2 separate regions of the Homo sapiens genome follow, and region 1 is linked to region 2. A link is a loop called in an ENCODE intact Hi-C map of the cell type or tissue named here. Cell type or tissue: Calu3. All regions are shown on one strand. Each heading gives the region's core, and the rest is flanking DNA. Links, peaks and the distances in the headings are about the cores only. Region 1 overlaps DISC1FP1 (DISC1 fusion partner 1). Region 2 overlaps DISC1FP1 (DISC1 fusion partner 1).

What was found. A loop is a pair of places that touch in the nucleus more often than their neighbours do. Peaks named below come from ENCODE experiments on the same cell type or tissue, not always from the same donor. Only the 100,000 strongest peaks of a DNase experiment are listed, where the experiment ranks them.
Region 1: it touches region 2 in a loop (2.4-fold over the local background); 2 of 110 quality-filtered maps call a loop at or near these places.

The regions. Positions count from the first base shown.
Region 1 is chr11:90,430,281-90,438,632 of GRCh38, forward strand. All of the region lies in intron 1 of DISC1FP1 (DISC1 fusion partner 1), which reads left to right. Among named protein-coding and RNA genes, the nearest start is that of MIR4490, 120 kb to the right of the region's middle. RefSeq lists a silencer at 4,581-4,875 and an enhancer at 7,685-8,352. In Calu3, for the core only: no CTCF peak of the experiment used is centred there; a DNase peak (open chromatin) is centred at 4,751.
Region 2 is chr11:90,310,305-90,318,656 of GRCh38, forward strand. All of the region lies in intron 1 of DISC1FP1 (DISC1 fusion partner 1), which reads left to right. Among named protein-coding and RNA genes, the nearest start is that of DISC1FP1, 63 kb to the left of the region's middle. In Calu3, for the core only: no CTCF peak of the experiment used is centred there; no DNase peak of the experiment used is centred there.

The sequences.
Region 1 (8,352 bases), core at 137-8,136, 120 kb after region 2:
GCAGGTGAGAAACCTGAGTTTAAAAGATCAAGTTAGGAGGATATTTTAGAAAAAAGAGTAATTGTAACAAAATCCTCCTTTTGTACTAGCAGCCACCTTGAAGGTATAAGTTGTTTTTTTTTTTTTAATTATCCACTTAAATTTGTGTCGGCAGCGTATCTAGAAATAGAAAAGAAATATGAATTTAAGATGTAAATTGGTTACCTAAATAATTCTTAATAGAAGTCCAAGAGTGGTAAACATGATACATATTTTACATACCCATGAAGTGAGAAAAAGAGAAAAACCTTATATTAAATATCAATAATAATGATATAAAAATCAATATATGCAGGTACATTTCTTGATATAACAGCCACTGTATGCAGTTGTATTTCTTAAACTTTTTTTTCTGTAATGAATGGAAATAAACACATTTAAGGATGTTAGAATTTCTTCTGCCTTACTCTCAGAATAATTTCCAAAAAGGGCTTATGGAAAAGGAGAGAGAAAAAATAGCCAAAACAATTTATGAAAAAAATCCAACTGGATATCTAACAAATGCAAATGAGGAATAGAAGCAGACAAGAGCAGGTAGCAGTAATTATTGCCATCTGATAGTCAAGGATAGAGAAAAGGCCCTTTTAAATTCCGTTTACTTTTCACCAAATTTCAGGATGAAAATTACCCATGATATCACCCTTTCGAATGTGAATATATTGCGTGAGGGAGCTTGTCTGAGCCTGAAGTTGCCCAGTAGAGATTAGAATGGAAGGATTAGATAACAGGTGTGCTTGTTTTAACAATGTGTAATTCTGTGAAAATTCAAGGTCCTTCTAGTATTGTTAATTAATAGCTTTATGAAATCCCACCTCAGTCCTCTTCCCATAGGCTTTGCTTCTTTTTGCTTCCCTACTCTCATTACAGGTAAGCCAAATGTATTAGAACTTGGTGCGTGGCTGAGGGGTGTCCATGGAGAAACCTATTTGGAGTAAGCAGATTTGAATTACAAGAAACAAGAACTGTATTATGCAAATGTTCTATTAAAATTACTCTAAAATTGAATTTAAATTACACCGCTCCACACAGAATTAGGCATTGAAAATGACAATAGATCTGAAATGTAGTGGGCTCTGAAAGTTCTTTGTGACTAGGCCTTTACAGCCAGAAAAAAAGGTAATGGGCAGCAAGACCATTCAGAGAAAGGGACAGAAACACATGAAAAAGACTCTAGTATGAATGAGTGTCCAAGAGATTGTTAATAGCCAATATAACATTTTAAAGCATGTTTTTTTCTCTACATATTTAGATAAGAATGATCATATTACATATTTAGATAACAATTACCTTATTGCGCCGCTACAATGCTTTTTTTACTTTCTTAGAAGAATATGCCAAAAAGTACTTTAAGTATAGCAATGTATAAATTATAGTCTTTGTGCTGTGTTGAGCAAGTCCATGGAATTGGCCACCTGAAAGAGAGAATTCTTAATTGCCTGAGAATGATTACTAGTCTTATGTTTGTGAAGAACTTCCATCATTCAAAAGGCAAGCCTCTTCATTGTTAAGACTCAAAAATAAAGATACTTTAGTTAGGTGGAAAGGGTTGGTATGAAAAGCTGCAACACTTTAATTTTTGCTATTAAAATCACAGAAATTATGCAAATATTTTAAATTCTATAAATTGTATGAAAAATTCCTTCTCTTATTTTTTTTCTTTAGCAGCAGAGAATTCCAGGGCATAACCCACTTTCTGAACATATCCTCTTTTCCTTCTCTTTCTCTGATTATCTCTGAAGCTGCGTTTGAGGATAAGCCAGTCAATGAAGTTCTATCTAGTATGCTGGTATAAGAGGGGGCACCTACCATCACCGCTAATTCTCTGTAGCTGGAAGCAATTCTTTCCATTTTTTAGCGATCTTATAATCAGTCAAATCAGTGTTACTATTGGGGTAGACATACATATCTGGAGACCTCAACAGGGGAATGTAGTATAGGAAGAGCTGATAATTGGCCACTCTTTTTTTCAAAAATAAATTTATATTTGGGGTACATGTGAAGGTTTGTTATGTAGGTAAACTCGTGTCTTGGGGGTTTGTTGTACAGATTATTTCATCACCCAGGTATTAAGCTCAGTACCCAATAGTTATCTTTCCTGCCCTTCTCTCTCCTCCCACCCTCCACCCTCCAATAGGCCCTACTGCCTGTTGTTTTCTTCTTTGTGTTCATGAGCTTTCATCATTTACCTCCCACTTATAAGTAAGAAGATGTGGTATTTGGTTTCTGATCCTGCATTAGTTTTCTAAGGATAAAGCCTCCAGCTCCACCCATGTTCCCACAAAAGACATGATTTCATTCTTTTTTATGGGTGCCTATTATTCCATGGTATATATGTGTCACGTTATCTTTATCCAATCTGTCATTGATGGGCATTTAGGTTGATGCCATGTCTTTGCTATTGTGAATACTGCTGCAGTGTACATTTGTGTACATGTGTCTTTATGGTAGAATGATTTATATTTGTCTAGGTATATACACTCTAATGCATTTGCTAGGTCAAATGGTAGTTGGGCTTTTATTTCTTCGAGGAATCATCATACTGCTTTCCACAATGGTTGAAATAATTTACATGCCCACCAACAGTGTATAAGTGTTTCATTTTCTCTGCAACCTTGCCAGCATCTGTTACTTTTTGACTTTTTAATAATATCCATTCTGACTGGTGTGAGATGGTATCTCATTGTGGTTTTGATCATATATAATCAACCACAGCAATCTTTTCTAATGAGTTAGAACTTGGCTTCAGATCCTTGTTAACACAGAACTCTAATTAGCCTCTATTGCTTGATAAAATTTTCCATAAAGACAAAGCCCATTTTGTAATAGATGCATAAACCCAAGAGTCTAAAAAACTGTTTTCTGGTCCTGGTTCTACCACTTGAGCAACTCACCGAGCTTCATTTAGCTTCCTTAAACCTTAGTTTGACTAAGACATGTCTGGGAGCTTAACTGCTAACTTGGAGTTCCTTTCTTCCCTCATACAGAGAGTTTTAGAAGTTTTCACAAAGATTTTATGAGTTATACAATTTATTAACTTTCCAAGTTTCTTCTCAGTTTTTCTGTCTGCCAGTAATACTACACAGCTATCTGTATGACAGGACTGAGAATTCCAGCATCTTTGGTCATGTTTGCATTTCTATAGATAAGATCTGTATCTTGTTTTTGAAGATGGTTGGTGTTTGGGGGTGGTGGCCAGGGGTGTATATGGTTCTAAAGGGGTTCATAACAGTTATAGGCAGACATATATTGGCATGAAGGAATATTTTTCAGTTCTATATAAGATACTAAACTATCCAAGTTCTTCTAACTTTAGGAAGTTTTGTCAAACAGGGAAGTTCTTAGTTCATATTGTTTATAGTATCAGATCTATGTATACTTATTAATCTTATACCTCAATAACATTTATTTTCTACCTCAATACAATGGCAATTATGAAAATAACCACTAGTTTGCAAATATGTCATCTCATCCCTAAATAGAGATGAAGTTGCTTTAGTTTTCAGGTGCTATTTATTCCTTCATTAACATTATTCATTGTCTAGAGTCTTCCATGTGCCCGGCCCAGGGTCAGGAACTATGCATATAAAGATGAGAAATCTGCTCTCAAGAAGCTCAAGTTCCAATGAGGAAAGCAGACATGTACATGAATTATTATGCTATGTGAAACACTAGAATAGAGATAAGTTGAAAATACTTTAGATAATAGAAGAAAAGTGCAACTAGCTTTTGTCTTTACCCCTTCCACGTCTGTACTTTTTCATCATCCATGTTCTCAAGTGGTTTCATCACTGATAGCTATGCTAATTCTCTTGGTAACTGCTTAAGAATATTGCTGAGTTTCTGTTGGAAAAGAATGTCTTTAGTCATGACTAGGAGACTATTTTGATCAAAGAGATTGAATTTACTAATTCCAATATTTGAAGGGCAACATCATATTTAGTTCTTGGGAACTCCTTTCACAATATCTTGGCCATTTTACCATCAAAGCTAAGAGAAAATAAATGGCCATTCTCTGCTACCTCATTGAGACTTCCCTTCCAGTTCTGGGCTCCTTCCTGAGATAGCTGCTACATTTTCAGGATGCTAATACAGGGTATGATCTCACTATTCAGGTGTGATCCTCCTCTCTCTCACAGTGTACAGAATTTGTACTAAAATTCCCATGAGTATATTGCAATATAATAACACAATCACAACACTCACATAACTCCACAATCCAAAATTAGTATTTCCTCTCTCCCTCCAATTACAAACAGGCAATAATTTCTTGATTGCTTGTGTTTCCTGGCAAATTTCCTTTAATTAGTATGCCTGGTTTCCTGACACTAGCTGGAGTAACCTGGTTGGAAACTTATTTTCTAGGCTGGAAGTAAAGCTTCAAAAAGTTTTCACCACACAAATATATCTTTACACAAAGATACAGATTCACACAGTAGACATAAAGCAAACATGCCTTATTTACTCCTTGGGTCAGTAGAGAGAAAACAGGAGGAATCTTAACCGAAAGAATAATTAAGAGTTGAAATGTCTTATACAAGTTGAGATTTGACATATGTTAATGTTAAAGAAGAGCAGGTATAGTTGTTCAAAATCCCTACTGGTCCTCAAGGAGGATTCTCACTTCTGTCATCTGCTCTCAGAGTTTCCAATAGTAGTGGCACTGACTGATTAGAGTCCTGTTGCCTTAGGCTGCCTTTTCCAACAGTTATCAAATCCTCTTATGCCTCCTGCTGGTTGCAGGGCTGACCATTTTTCATATTAGCCAAGCATTTAAGGCTCTGAGTTACTCAAGAATCCCAAGAATTAACTATTTAGGGACTAAATTGCAAAAGCAAGAGTAATCAACTAGCCCTTTAAAAAATTATAAGTAAAATCTACTCAACACAGAACATTGATTTCTAAACAAAATATTATTTTCAAGTTTCATTAGCCAAATGTCGATACATAGCCTGTAATCATCTTGAGACCACAAAAATAATAGCTCAGTATATCACAAAGTAATGTTTTTCTGAGAGATCCACAGGAGGTGGATTGACCTGAACACCTTGCAAGACATGAATTCACATGCATTTTCAGCATGTCTTCTCCAACTTGATGAAAAAAATTCCAATCATAATACCTAGGATAACCCAACCTCCTTAGTCTTTTCAGTATTTAATATGGAATCACTATTTTGTAGAACTTACTTTAGTGATTCACTCATAGAATGTCATGTTATATTATTTATGTATGCGGCAGCCCACTGAACTGTGAAGAGATTTAAACTGTGTCTCCTTACTTATTCCCTGACAGTTTGCACATAACAAAGTATATACTCTTACTATTATTTGTGGGGTCTGCCGACTATTATAGTCTACTGAATAAATGTAAATAGTTACTTTCTACCCAGAACCTCCATAGTGCCTGCACTGAATCTCAACATTTTCCCCTCCATATTTTCATCTGCTTAGTCACTCTGTTCATTCAGTGACTATTTTTCTTCAGTCTCTTCTCATCATCTTGTCAAAGTCATAAATTGCTAAACATACCTGCATGACTATCTATATTACACTAAAATTATATTTATTCACTGCATATAAAAATAAAACAAAATGAATTTTTTTAAGCTCGAGTGCGTATTATTTTCCCACAGAATTGTCAAACCACTGCAATGTTTCTTTTCTTCTCTTCTACCAACCCCATCCTCAGTATAAAGAATAGTTCTAATCATAAAATTAGAATTGGTAGTAGGAGTAGTACAATGAACAGCATAAAATTAATGGCCTGGGCACATAGTTGAGCCTATTATTACACATTTATAAGCTAAATTTATATTTATATTTTTGAAAGCTATGCCTAGAATATCATAGTATAGCCAAAGGAGAATAAAAAATGTTATTGGTATTCTCTTCACATTATCATTTTCTAAAACATAGCTTTAAATTAATTTTACCTGAGTCCATTTTCTTCTCTTTCTCCAGCTCAACTCTTCATACTTAAATTCCATTAGTTGGTTTCCTCATCTCCAAAGCAGGGACATAAATAATAATACCTATATTTCAAAGACAATATGAAGGTTAAATTGAGCAAAGCAAATGAAAAATATTCTTTGAGCTGTACATTGATATACAAATAGATTTCTGTTATTTCCATTGGAGGAGTGTTTAGATATTATAAGGCACACTAGGGATAAGGTTTATTTGGCAGCTGCCTTGTCACTCCAAATAAATTTATTTATCATGTATTTATTGAGGAATTTATAGCCTCTAGAGAATTTTCTCTGTGAGAGCACTGCTTTTGAATTTTTTTGTTTCTTCTCCCACTCCACCCCTTTGGCTAGTTGAATTCTAGACAAATAATGTCTTACTTAGCTGGGTAGCTAAGCTGCAACTAAATTCTCCAGGGATTTTCTATAATATGGATTCAACGCTTAGGAAAATTCAACTTAAAAGTGGAAAACATCTCTTAACTAGAGAATTATCTCCTTCAAGTTCTGTCTTCAGAAGTGATTTCTGTCTTAAGGTCTACCAAGTATTCTTGGCTTTTGTTCCTGCATATTTTTCCAGGTTTAAAGTGTATTTTTCCACTTAATTAGACTGTAAGCAATTCTAATGTCATTTTTGTTTCTGATATATTGGTTTCTACAATATTTTGATTTTGATTGGTGATAACAAAATGGTAGTAATAATTATAAGGGTCTTAGTTTAAATATTTTCAAGTGGTATACTTGAGAGCTTCATTGATACAAGTTATATGTGTTTCATTGTGAAATAAATTATATACAGTAAGACCTATTTTAAAAATAACAATTTATTATAGAAAGGTGGTTTTGGCCAGTACTTTTCAAAAATTAAAAAAAAAGACTAAAATATATACTTTTTTTAGAATAAGCTTTTCCTTTTTTGTTGTTGTTTCATATCATATGGTCTCTTAAATAGCCCTTATGGCATTTAAATGATGTGATTTCCCTAAAATTATTAGCAATGTATGTAAGGATTTATGGCATGAAGTATATGTGGATATTTAAAATGGGGAAATTTTGTGATTAACAAGTTTAAACAAATAGCAGATAAATTTGTAAAATTTATAGTTGTGAATAAACCGTGTCCAAACATATTCAGTGACTATTACTAAAACATTATTATCATGCTATGATCTTTTCTGCTTGTGCATTGTAGTTCAAAGGTGTTGATAAGGGTTGATGCAGTGGAATTGGGCTTTCTAGCTTCAATGGGAACAACAGGATTACAGAATGGAGAGGCCAGATATACAGCTTAATTCAAAGGGATAAGGTGGGCAGAGTTATTACAATAATCTACACTGGGATGGAAAGATAATTAGAATATCTCATTCAAAGAGATCTACCAAATAGCTAATTGATCAAAGTGTCTTAGGAATGAAAACAATAAGCAGACTACCAATGTGCTTCTTGATTTATATATGATATGTATAACATATATCAAGATTTATATTGATTCTATATGCTATTACATAAATAAAACTACATATGAGATAACACTACACTCACACAGTAAATTCTCATTATACTCACTATTTGCAGTAGTTATATTCTATAAAGTTGCCATGAACACTTAATTAAGTGAATATTGTACTATTGCTCCAAAGGTAAATACAGGGATATGTTCTTGTGAGCTTCTGTTCACAATATTTCATCAACTAATTATCAGACAACCCTATTTAATGTGTTTTTGTTTAAAGGCACTTTATTTACTATATATAGTTGATTCATGAACATTGAACTCATGGCCAACAACACTATAATTTACATATGTATGAAGTTTATCTAACACGCTATTTTCTTCGTAAAGCGTATCATAGCCTTATTGAACTTAGGAGCACTATACAGGACTTCAGCTCTGTGCTCAGGGATCATTGTAAGCAGCAAAATCATCAATAAGAAGCACAAAAATGTGAAAAATGTGACACAAATATACTGACAAAAGAGCACTGGTTTACATATCAAAGGTGACACAAGAAGGCAGAAAATCAGCTAGTTTAAACTGAGCTGGGTATGTGGGCTTCAGGTGACCCAATTTTTTTTACACTTTGCATATGTTAGCAACTGACTGCAAAAGCCTCATGACTAGTGATTTGGGAGTTTTAAATAAATTTTAGAGAGGAAGATGGATTCACGAATATGAACTCTGTAGATAATACTGATTGACTACACACACACACAACACACAGAGACACACACACACACACACATTATTTTAGGTTTGATGGGAAGAATTCTGACATGCATTGCCACAGTTGGGATCCACAACCTTTTGCCTATGTCTTTGAATTAAGGCAGTTTACATATCAAGTTCC
Region 2 (8,352 bases), core at 157-8,156:
GTGACATATTTCACTCACAATTCACATTTCACTGAACAATTTTGCTAAACACTTGCAATGTGGCAGTATTGAGCTATATCCTGAAAGTGTCACTAGTAAACAAGAGATGAGGTCTCTGTCCTCAGAGTTCAAAGTCTGGTTGTGGAAATAGAAAAAGAAAACAGCTAGTCAATGTATAAACTAGAAAATTAGACACTGTGATGAATATTTGAAGAAAATATTGGGTTCTCGTAGGACTTAGTCTATTATAAGTTTGTAGGATAAACTCAATTATTTGGTGTCTAGTATACAAACACCTAACTCATACATTTTCACCCCCCTTATAAATAACTATGGTTTATTTGAACATTTTATGTAGTTCAGTCAAATACAGCTTTTCAATTATGATAGTTTTATTATTTAAAAATACACCCTTACAAGTGAGTTAAAATTATGGACCCTTGAAGAGAAGTTTAAATTTCATGAATTATAGTTTGTAAGAACTATTTGCAACATGGGATACATGTGCCACACTTTGTACCTTTACTATATGAGGCTTAATTCTCCAGCCTTATATTTCACTGTTCTTCAATTACCCTTCTCCTCCCATGTTCTAATCTTACTGAGGTTCTTGCTCCTGAACATGCCTTACTTTTTTTCTTTTGACCCTCTAAATATACCATTCCCTACATCTTCTACAGTCTCTACACTTTTTCCCCACTATCATCCACCTACAAGACTATCGTATCTTATATGCAGATTCCCAGTATCTGGGCCATAGTACACATTCAATACATGTTCTTAAGTAAATAAATAAATAAATGGATGAATGAAAGAATTCCGCAAAGTGACAAGAAAGGCAGTTCTGTTTATACACTCAAGTCTGGGATGTAATTAATCTATCTTGAAATTATTTTACTCTTTCTTGTTTATAGCCAATGTATTAAGATCCTACATACAGTGTCTGAATCCTCATTTGGTGTTTCAGATGATCACAGAAGGTGTTACATAATTTAGATAATATACAAAACAAATTTAACTCAAATCTAAAATGTAAAATACCTCATTTTTAGGAGAGGAAGCAAGGATTCATATATGTAGCAAGCACAGAGAGTTATGATCCATTTTTGCAACTCTAATAGAGAAAAGAATCATTATATTCTACCCTGCTATGGTAATTTTAGATACAGCCTATAGATATGAAAAGATATTTTGGATCTTGGTTGAGTGATTCATCATTCAAAGCACTAAGATAATTTATATAAAGTAAAATGTATCTGTTTTGGGAATATAGCCATTTCACTTTATGTTGTTTACATCAAGATGATGTTAATCTCAAATCATTCATTTCTATACTAATCATACAGATGATAAAAGTTCTTATCCAATATATTACGTTGTTCATGGGTAAATTCCATTCAATATAGAATAAGAAATTTTATCTTACTTTATCCATATAAAAGGCAATAAAAAGTGCTATAAAAATAAATCAGGAGCTTTAAGCAGTTTGATTTTCAGATGAACCTAAGAAAATCATGGACAGCTGAAGATTTCTCTGCATTTGGAACCAATTATTAAATCCTGCTATGGAGAATGAAGCTAGTATAGATTTCTAGCCTACCAGATAATTCTTAGAATATCTACTTTGATTTGTTTTTCTGCTACATAAAATTGAGGAGACATCCAATGTATTTTCTGAGTGACCATTTCTAATAATGTAACTAGATAATCAGCCTGTTTATAGAATGACCCCCAGCAGCAAAATACAGCCCCTAAGATGAAGGCATTAGGGAGATTTAATGATTTTGCCTCTTATCAAGCACATGGGGATTCAGCATAGTTGTAGCTCCAGTATAGAATTAAAATGCTAGGGAGAGGTCCAATTGAATGGATTGGTCCAACCCAGCAGGAGACAGGGGAAGCATGCAACCCGATGAACACATAGGTACGTAGGGCTCAGTGTGGACTTACAAGATAGTGGAATCACAAGCCAAGAGACCAGTTCTGGACCCCATGGTTGTAGAGTTTGTTCAATAAATGGGTAAAGCAGAGTTTGAGAGATGTAGATATATCCCTACAGTTAGGAGAGTCAGGAGATGGCAAGGGCCAGAGAGGTGGATGTCTGAAAATGTGGCCTCAGTGGAAAATTAGACAGAAAAACCTAAATGCTTTTTAATCTTCTCAGGTATGTTTAAAATTCTTAAGAAAAAGCAACCATATGGACCGTTAAACACTAAAAGCAACACATTACTCCTTGAGTTTTCTTTATTGAGTTTTGAAATCATCAATTTTAATTAACCTCTTTTCATGCTTCTTAGACCTTTCCTTACAATTTTCTACTTACATTAACAGACTAAGAAATGAGATATTATCTGCATATTTCTTCCTTAAACTAACAAGGAAATTTGTCTAAATGGACAAGACAGACTTTATTTTTCACTAGCAGCGTTACACAAGAGAAATAATAAGTGGAAATTTAAGCAACTCAATGTAATGATTATCTGAAGTTGGCACTAACAGGCTGTAAGATAACAGATTTTCCTTCTTGAATTTTCTATCTAGGAATGTAGCTTTTCTATGTCAATTCATTATTGCGTCTATAATCAGGTGGTCTGCTGTAATTGATTGGATCTCAAGACACGTGTCTTAATCCAGGAAACATAAAATACAGAATACAGATGTCAAACTTGAAATTGCTTTCACTGTTGTAACCTATCTCTGTTGCCTACTCTACTTTCCAGTCTCTCTCTCTCTTATGTGCTTTTCTTGTTTCCTTTGTTTGCTTTCTTCCCTCATAATACTTCTTCAATTTTTGGTTTAGTAGAACCAGACATATGTTCCCTAACATATGTGGCTAGTCCCAAAGTGTCTTTGTATTAGCTTAAGTCTCAGTAATTGGTTATATTTGAACTTTGCTCTGCAGATGGCATTAGTTCTAATTTTTAATTCTAAATTGATCCTATTCAAGTCAGACAATGGCAAGATGATAGGAAAATATACAATCTCCCTTTCTACAGAGCTTCAGGATCTGAAAGTCCACTGACAATTTGAAGATCTGTGCTGACTATAAGGTCACTAGAATTCTCTCAGTGGGAGATACTTATGTGCTTTATAATTTATTTTGCAAAGGAAGCAATTTATTCATTTTAAACATATGTGAAGCATATTATCTGGTTCTATTTACTTATTTTTGAGGTATAATTTACATGTAAAATTGTATATATTTAAGGTATATAATGTGATGATATATTCATGCATTATGAAATGATTAGCACAATAAAACTAATTAACATACCTGTTACCTCACATAGTTACCTTTTCTTTTTATTTTGTGGTAAGAATATTTAAGATCTACTCTTCTAGCAAATTTCAAGTATGCAATACATTATTGTTAACTATAGTCACCATGCTGCACAATAGCTCTCCAGAACTTATTACTCTTATAATTGCAGGTTTGTACCCTTTTATCATCAACAAATAGTCCAATTTATTTTGAAAAACATAAATGCTTCTTCCTAAGGCTACAGTATTTCGTCATCAATTTTTTCTTAAATCACTGCAACTGGCTATATTGTGGTGGTATCTTCACTCTCCCAACTTAGTAGTTATTAGAAAGTAATGTCATACTTTTCAACAAAAATACATTTCCCCTTTGCATCCCTTTTGTTCAACAAATAGCTTCTTTAAGAAACTGCACTGAATACATCAAATTTTAATACAGTTGGTATTTATCTTTTGTGTGTATGAATGAGAACTTTTTTATTGTGGTAAAATACACATAACATGGAGTTTACCATCGTAACCATTTTAAAGCGTATAAATCAATGACATCTAGTACATTCACCATGTTGTGCAACAATCCACTAATCTAGATTAAGAATAATATTCCATCGTTATATAGATATGCCATTTTGTAGTATGTATCAGCACCTCATTACTTTGTTTGTTTTGTGACAGGAACTTTCTCTGTCACATTGTCTGGAGTGCAGTGATGTAATCACTGCAACCTCCACCTCCCAGGCTCAAGCAATCCTCATACCTCAGCCTCCTGAGTAGCTGAGACTACGGGCACGTGCCACCATACCTGGCTAATTTTTTGTAGAGACAGGACTTCACCATGTTGCCCATGCTGGTCTTAAACTGAAGAGCTCAAGAGATCCTCCTGCTTTGGCCTCCCAAAATGTTGGAATTACAGGCGTGAGACACTGAACCCATTATTTTTATAGCTGAATAATATTCCATTTTATAGATATTTTACATTTTGTTTATCCATTCATTTGTCAATGGATATTTGGGTTGTTTTCACCTTTTGGGTATTGTGAATAGGGCTGCTGTGAATATTTGTGTACGAGTTTTCATTTGAACACCTGTTTTTAATTCCTTTGGTATCTGCCTCTGCATTGATTACCAGGGGAAATTTATTGACAGTTTTAATTTCTTCTGGTAGAAATTGAGATAGGTATTTTCAGGCATTCCCTGTGTATCAACAGGAATACAGCTACTGGTAGGCAGAGAAGTGTGTTCCCTTGGGATTTGTTTTATCCACATGAGAATCTAAAGATGGGAATTGAATCACCAGTAACAGTATCAGAAGCCATAGAAGTGTGTGGAGTGCAGTGCTATAAAGTACTATGGTCAATGATAAGATGGTTTTAAATCTGGCTGGTGACAGAAATGATTATTAACATTAAACTACAGATAATTTTTCTAGTATATATATTACATGCTCTTTAGTAAGGTTTACAAAGTACATTTTTAACACTAGTTCTGCTCTTTCTTATATAGAAATATTCCCTAAGCAGTGGTAGCATTTTGTAGCATGTTTCTGCATTGGCCACAAGTAGTAAAGATAATCGTCAAGTTGTAGGTACTCACATAGGATTTATGAATGAGTTACTAAGGGACAGGGTCAACTAGCAGGCTCCATCAGTGTGCCTGTACCTTGATGAAATTTGATGATAACGTCTGTGGCCCTATTTCTTTGGCCAGTCAGTAGCTAATTTATTTAATTTGTGAATTTATTCCGTGTGAAGTTTATTAAAATCTAAAAGAAATGAAAGATAATAAAAAGAATTATAAGCAGCCAGATAATTTTCATACCAGATATAATTTTAGTTAAATCTTTCTAATGATCTTAAATTTAGGTATTATCTTTAAGTTGCAGACGAAGATATCAAAGTTAAGGTATTTGCCCACTGATGCTATTTCCTCAATGTCACATAAAGAAAATGTTGTGAAGATATTGTTTCAAACATTGTTTCTATAATTCCTGAAATCCGTGTTCTTTATGTTGGTAGTTAGAATATTGGGATAAAGATGGTCAGAAATGACTTTATTAGAACAAAGGTCAAAGGTGTGATGGAATTCAAAGTAGAATAGATCTCCTCTGGTTGAGAGAACTGGTGAGGACCAGATGAAATAAAGAAAGTGACATTTAGGCAGGGCACGGTGGCTCATACCTGTAGTCCTAGCACTTTGGGAGGCTGAGGTGGGTGGCTCACTTGAGCCCAGGAGTTCGAGACCAGCCTGGGCAATGTGTGGAAACCCCATCTCTACAAAAATTAGCTGGGCATGGTAGTGTGTGCCTGTGGTCCCAGCTACTCAGGAGGCTGAGGTGGACAAATCATTTGAACCCAGGAGTCAGAGGTTGCAGTGAGCTGAGATAGCGCCACTGCCCTCCAGTCTGGCCAACAGAGCAAAAACCTGTCTTAAAATAAATAAATAAATAAATGTGACATTTGAAATGTTTCTTAAAGAAATGGATAGGGATGCGATAAACACAGATTGGGAGTAAATATAGCAAGGTGTTAAAACATAGAGTTTGGACAGCAGCTGAAATTTGGGTTTTGAATGAGTAAGTAGTGGAAGATTCACTTGCAAGTAGTGGAGTTTGTGGAAAGCCTTGACTGAGAAGCTGAAGAGTTTTGGAAAGAAAAACAAGTTATTGAAGGATTTAAGTAGAGCAGTAATTTGAATGGATACAAGATGAATCTAGCAACTACGTGTATGATATCTTGGAGTGGAAAATTCTGAAGTAGAGGATATAATATATAAGACTTTGAAAAATAGTCCATTGAGAAAAATCAGCTGATGAACCAAAAGTGGTAGCAATAGGAATAGAAAGGAGCACAGAGGCATGTGAATTATTGTTCTAGTGACATACTGCTTGGTTCTAGTGGCTGACCGTATGGATATCTTCACTGTTTAGTGGAAGCATATGTCACCTCTTGAGAGTGTTATCATTTAGTTATTTAGGGACTGATGAAATTCAAATTTTAGCCTTATGTAAACACACACATACACAATTTCCTATGCTCTTGTAACTGTTATTCTATTAATTGTTAGAACCAGGGCTAAAAACTTGGGTACATTTAACCCCAATATTTAAAGAGGATAATAAATCATGTAATAATCGCTCAGTGAAACTGAGTGGGAGAAGTTGGGTCTGTCTGGATAATGGCTGCTCTGTACAACTACATAGACTAATAGAATATCAAAGGAAATAAAACTTTATTATTTTCTAATAAATGCAATAACAAAACCAGGCTCACAAAGTATATGTCAGATATATCTAGAGTTCATACCTTAACAAAAAAATGATTTGTGTCTAATACGTCAGGTATCCTGATATATATGTAAATGCAAATCATTCCTTCAAAATGATATCTCTCACAATATCTCCTTTTAGAAATTTTCTTTGTTCTACTAATTTACTTAGTCAATTTTTTTTCACCTGGCATAGAAAAGAAATTTTATTTTTCTCTGACTTATACTGATAACAAAGGATTCTACAGTGAGAATAAATTTTGAAATTACACAGTTCTTCATTAAGGCTAATCCTAAAAATCCCTTATGGAAAAGCAGTTTCAGCCTCAAGAATCCTGTATGACTTTAGGAAGGTTTAGTATAATGTTTCTCTACATTACTCTAATGTAGTCACCCATTTATTTATTTAACCAAACATTTATTGTGTGCCTACCATTGGTGAATAAATTTCCTATCATTGAGCTTAGTAGAGGATAGAAGATAGATAAAATACGTAAGAAAACAAAATCAATCTATAATCTAATATCAGGTGATGATGAATGCCATGAACAACAACACTGAAAAACTGGAAAAAACATAGCCCAGAAAAATACAAGGGAGCAGTGTTACTGCATGCCATTTCAAAGATATGATGGGTAGAGAAGGCCTCTGTGAGGCGGTGACATTTGAGTAGAGACCTGAATAAAGTGAGGAACAAGCCAAGGGGGATCTAGTGACGGAATATTTCAAAACAGCAAGAACAGTAAGCAAAGACCCTGAGGTAAAAACAAGATTACAATTTTTGAGAAGCAGGAAGAAGGCTAACATGAAATGAAGAGGACAGTGGTGGGAAGCTGGAAAGCTAGACAGAGGCCAGCTCACGGAGGACTTTGGAGGTGATGGTAAGGAGTTTGCATTTTAGCTTAAGGTTGATTAACATTTTTGAAGGATTTTGAATAGGGAAGTCACATAATCTGATTTATGTTTTAAAGATTAGACTGTGTTGTAGAAAGAGGAGATTGAATAGAGATGAGTGGAATCAAGCAGATAAGTTCAGTAGTTCAGTAAGAGATATTGTAACAATATACTTTTGAGATGTTCATTTCATTTCACATTCCATGAGTCTGGTTCCATTAACTCTATGTTATTCAACCTTTTTTCAATGTGGAATCAAAGACAGTCTAAGAGGAGATCATATGTCTTATTAAAAGGCACATGTGGGTAAAATTGGCAGGTGGGGACTGGTACTGAAATTGTGTTTTGATTTTACTTTTCCAGCTTTTTTTTTTTAAATCACAGTAGGCCAGTGTTAAGCAGATTTGATAGAATAGGAAAATAAAGAGAAACATAAGAAAGAAAAATAAGTGATATGTTTTTTCATATAGAACATCTCTTGGTGGTTTTGAAATTTTTGGAAGCCTTTACTGAGTACCTTCAGGACAAGATACAGTTTAACCTGGCATTCAAAGCCTTCCATGGCTTAACCTATGTCTACTTTCTAGCCTTAGTTTCTGTCACAACCTTGTTCATATTTTTCTGTTTAGCAATAGGAAATGGTCAAAAAATTCATTTTATTGCAAGTCTCATTGCTTTTGCTTATATTCTTCCTATATTACATGGTAAAATTATTTTTTATGCTTTAAAACTTACTTGATTAATCAGCATTACAGGGAGGTCTTTTCACTATCCCTCCTTATTCACTGTTGCTCACCTTTGTCAATGAAAAGTCAAAGAGTGACTGCAAAGCAGTAAGACAAGGCATTTACTCGGGTCTTAGGAATTGCAATTCAGGAGACAGAGACTCAGCTAAAAGCCAAATTGTGTTCTGAAGAAAGGTAGTAGGAATTT